Regions from separate parts of the Homo sapiens genome. Here region 2 is linked to region 1. Evidence: chromatin loops called from intact Hi-C (ENCODE). Cell type or tissue: PC-3. All regions are shown on one strand.

The links. Hi-C counts contacts between places; a loop is a spot of excess contacts. Peaks named below come from ENCODE experiments on the same cell type or tissue, not always from the same donor. Only the 100,000 strongest peaks of a DNase experiment are listed, where the experiment ranks them.
Region 2: a loop joins it to region 1, with 8 times the contacts of the local background. A loop is called at or near these places in 5 of 110 quality-filtered maps.

Annotation. Positions count from the first base shown.
Region 1 is chr3:168,951,450-168,953,949 of GRCh38, reverse strand. No RefSeq gene overlaps it. Among named protein-coding and RNA genes, the nearest start is that of LINC01997, 50 kb to the left of the region's middle. In PC-3, a CTCF peak has its summit at 1,263 (motif pointing left); DNase peaks (open chromatin) are centred at 1,279 and 2,329; H3K4me3 peaks cover 284 bases; H3K27ac peaks cover 1,414 bases.
Region 2 is chr3:169,040,662-169,043,161 of GRCh38, reverse strand. The region is part of intron 1 of LOC107986051 (a long non-coding RNA gene); the gene reads left to right. Among named protein-coding and RNA genes, the nearest start is that of LINC01997, 39 kb to the right of the region's middle. In PC-3, a CTCF peak has its summit at 1,344 (motif pointing left); no DNase peak of the experiment used is centred here; H3K4me3 peaks cover 354 bases.

The sequences.
Region 1 (2,500 bases):
CTAGAACCATATTCTTGGTCCGCTTCTGGTCATTCCAGGACCATATTCTTGGTCCTACCATCGGAGAAGGGAAGGGGGCACTCCTTTGCTCAGATATACACTTCTTCATATCAACATAAACATAAACTGTTTCTTGATATCTGTAGTACCTCAAAGTCTGTCGGTCTTCTTATTTTACCTTTATTATACAATACTCAAAGCAGATTCAAGGGTCCAGCCTCTGTGTTAGAGAACTAAATGGAAGATGTTAAGGTCAGCATGACTTAACATGACAATCAGGTCAACATGACCCTTTTCAGGACTAAGTGCTAATCCTGTGGCCAGCTCAAAGAATAATGCTGTCCCCCTCCCCGCAGTTTTTCCTTTCATCACATTTGTTACGAAGACAAAACGTTCTATTTAGAGTCAAGATTGCCTATTTAACATGATGTGGAAAAAGAAATTATAAAGTTATTTAAAAAGTTCTTCCTCCCTACTCTCCATTCTCCACCATTACCCTGCCCAACTACATAAACATTAAAATCCAATCTAGCCCTCATTGTGAGACTTAGGAAGGCATGTTTCTATTGGCAACCAAGTTCCTTAACATCACTGCACACTGACTAGAAAGGAATCAGGATTGACGAAAACACAAAGGTAAGATTTGTTCTAGATGATTTATTCTGCTGTAATTTCTTCCAAAAGCTCCCTATCCCCAAAACACACACACCCTTTTTTCCCTTAAATAAATAATGAGCTTTGGAAGTCCTTTAACCTGTTTTTCTTATAGACATCTTTCTAAAAGAAAATAGAGACAGTATATTCTGGAAGTTTATATAAGTTCCAAAAAAGGAGTCACTCTGGTGCAGTTTCAACCCTCGCTACAGCAGGTTTCTTTATGGTGAGTATGACAAAGGGCAGGCTGTGCTGCAAAAATGCCAGCCATCTCTGTGTTCAGAAACCTTCTATCACTCTTCTTGATTTGACATGAAATATTAAACACCAGTTACCAGCAAAAACTTATTGAACACAGATGTCCACTATCACTTTCAAATTGCTAAAGTCAATTTAGGTTTATATATTTTCTTTGCTTCAGCATTTGCATGCAACGCAAATGTTCTGTGACAGTAATGATTTCGCAATATACCATTTCAATTAGGAAAGCACGTTGTATATGTGTTTTCATTTTTAAAATGCCTATTTCTTTTCATTTTGAAGCTCTGTGTCCCTCAATAATAATGGGACCTTGGATTGAAAAATAAATAAAAAGAAAGAGCTCCACCTACTGATTCATTTTACAAACGTTTTTTCTGTTCTACTTGAATTGAAAATGCTCTTTGGCACAACAGGGACCTTGTGAACATGTAACTCAAACTGTTTGGTTTGAAAAAAAAGAAAAAAAAGATACAGGACTTGCCCCCATGGAAAGGAATTGGTTAGAATGGAGCTCTGTCTGTCTCTGTGACTTAAAAGGCCTCCTCCCCTTTTTCTGTGCCCCTCAGAAGACCTAATTAATAAGTCTGCTTCAGGTTTAGTGCTCCCCAGGGGTATAGGTTAACTGTGGCATTCCCTTTTGCTGGGTTTAACAGAATTCTGGCGAGTCACACATTTTGCTCTACTACAATAATCGTATTCATGTCACTGGCTGCCCCTTCCTTCTGAAGGACTTGGTGGGCGCCCTTTGAAAGGATTTACAGGGCCATTTCTCCCACTGGTGAAGCTGGAATTGTTCAATGCCTACCATACTACTCCCCAACCCCCACCAGCACCTAGACTCAAGTGATTTCATAGGGAAGTGAAGAAAAACATCCACTGGGAACCTGGGGGTAACTTAAGGAGGCCAAGATTAATTACTTGAGGAGGAACTGCCTGGGCCGGACACTGGGGGTGCTCTTTGGGAGCAGCATCTGGAACGATGGCCTGTTGTGATGTCTGCCAGCTCTGGTCCTGCTAGCTCAGTTGCTCAAAAGCTTCCAGAACCATTTTTAATTCCTGCCTTGGAGCTACTTTTAGGGACGTGTCCCCAGGAGTCTCTCATTGTGTGCCAACCCATGCAGTTTTCTGGTTGTATCACATCAGACTGATGTGACTTATTGGGGGAATATTCTAACCTCTTGACGGGTCACAATGTCCTGGGCCTTCCAGTTTGGACCCTGCTTCCTACATTATAGAATTTCTTTTAAGAAGAAAAAACCCTAGACTGTATTTGTCTCATACATTTGAGCAGTGACTATAGAAAATATTACCAATGGGCAATAAGATGGTATCTAGAAACACACAATGGAGTGGCTTCGAGTCCCCTACCTTTGAACCTGTCTGCTCAGTCATGCATTCCATAGACATGATTAACTAACCATAGGACCCAGGTATTCGAGGTCTGAATATAAAATGTTCATTCTTCCCCCAAATGATTCACACATCACCTATCACCGCACAGTTGCCAAACTCTATGGTTTTCTTGTCACACATAAATTCAATAGCTGACCACAGCCAGGGACAGAGATTTCTTATAAATCAAATA
Region 2 (2,500 bases), 89 kb before region 1:
TCACAAATTCACCAAACTAACTCTTAAGATTATCTGAGGATTTTCTTCTTCTAACATAGAAGTAGCTTTTTGTGATTTTACTAATTTAAAAAGTAACACATGTTAATTGTTAAAATAAACCAAAGCAAACAAACAAACAGTAAGAAAAATTCAGAATCTACAAGAAGTTCTAAAAAAGAACAAAAAGAAAATCCTCCATAAGATGATTACCCAGACATAATTGCTGTTTTGGCGTATATCATCCAAATATTTTTCTATGCAGTCATTCGCAATTTTTTCCTAAGTGGAATCATACTATATATAATGTTTTCAACTTTATTGAAAGTTAAAATGTTCCATGGCTTTCAATGTCAATAAATATTTACTTATAGTATTGTAATGGCTTTCCTTATACCCCATTTGTATGACTATAATTAATTTAACAAATTCTTCTTCTTTGACATAATTTAAGTTTTTACTTTCCCAATTATTTTTACTTTAAAATCTATACTCTTATTAGTCTGATTGTTACCACAGGATAAATTCTTAGCAGGGAAATTATTAGGTTAAAAATGTTAAAAATTCACATAAACAATTTTTATATGTATATTGAGTATATAATTCTAATCTTGTGAATTGCCTGTTCATAGCCTTTGCCTACTTTTCTACTCTTCATCTTTTTTTCAGACTGACTCCTCATAGTACTTCACATATTAAGGCTATTGCCGTTCATTTTGCAAATTCATGATTTTAAAATTCATTTTTAAAATTCATGATATCCAAGATTCCAAGTAAAAAATGGCCAAGTTTGTATGAGCAGTAAAGGGCAGGGGCACATAAAGAAATAGGTATGAACTTTTAAAAAAGATTCAGGGTATCCCTACATACTACTTAATATAGTAGCTGAATTACAACATAAAAAGATAGAATTTGACATTTAAAAAAAAGTCCTATAGTTAACATTGTAAAATATTGGCCATACTTTAGAAACAGATGCTGGAATCTTCTGTGGGACTTAGTAAGTGGGACACATACCTTTTGGCTTGCATAATCCACAGGGATGTGTTGGATGACCTCTCAAGATGTCCCTTTGCCCAGGGTGACTATTGTTTTCCATTTTCACGCATGAACGTGAGGTTCCTAAAAGCTCTAATTCAAGGTTCTTTTCAGTTAATCTACTGATGCTATCTATATTGTCCTTCTTAAATTGTTTTTTAAAAAAAAGATTCTAAACTGTATTGCCAAGTTTAAGAACAAATATAAGTAGGTTTTTTATTCATTTCTTCCTAATAGCAAAAAGTACACACGTAAGTGTGACTATGAGTCATCTTCCTAAGCTTTAATTTCTTACTGCTCTCTTGTGGCCATTCAAATGAACTGTCCAGATGCTTTTTTTTTTTTTTTAAACAGATCCTATAATATTAATAGAAACAAATTTTCCAAGCAGGGTCATTCAATTTTGTTCGTGCGGCAAATTTACAGTCTTTGACATTTGAACATTAAGGCCATAAAACAATTAATTTTATTATTAAACACTGGGACAGGGTTGCAGAATAAGAAAGGCCTGTAAGCTTCTTGTTTTTTAGTAAAACCAACCACATTGTTATTCATCTATGAAATCATCAAGAGGCTGAAGTTTGAAATATTTCTGGCCATTCTGAAGGTAAAATAATGCAATTCCCAGCTTGTTCCCTTACTGTGGTTTTAAGAATATCAGTAGGTACAGGGCGCAGTGGCTCATGCCTATAATCCTAGTACTGTGGAAGGCCAAGGCGGGTGGATCACCTGAGGTCAGGAGTTTGAGACCAGCCTGGCCAACATGGTGAAACCCCGTCTCTACTAAAAATACAACAATTAGCTGGGCGTGGTGGCTCATGCCTGTCATCCCAACTACCCAGGAGGCTGAGGTGGGAGAATTGCTGGAACCTGGGAGGTGGAGGCTGCATTGAGCCGAGATCTTGCCACTGCACTCCAAACTGAGCAACAGAGCGAGACTCCATCTCAAAAAAAAAAAAAAAACAAAGAAAGAAAATCAGTAGGGTCTAAGTTTAGTCATCATAACTTAAAACAGCCTCTTTTTGGGGAAGAAAATAATTCAAATAATGGCTATACATAAGAGTACAAATAAGATATAGCTAAAAATTTATTATATTGCAGTTTGGTCATGTAATACTGCCTGTAAGTAGAGAGGACCCCGGAATTGCAGTCTTAGCAATGTTAAGAAGGCAAAATGAATTAAATGCTTTATTCTTTCAGTCCTGAGTATCAGTCATACAAACTGTGTTGTTCTCTAACATCTCTAATTCATTTGACCACAATTCCTGTGACTACAGGTATTAAAAAATAGCAGCTTTTAAGCACAGTTAGTATTATATCTACCCTGCCATAATTAGCATATGTGTATTTGTATAGTCATCCCTCCTGTAAGATGAGGTCCATGTTGGGCATTGTGATATAGAACTGAACTCAAAGGGTCCAAGATTAAGTTCCTTCAAATAATGTGTACTGGAGCACCATTTAT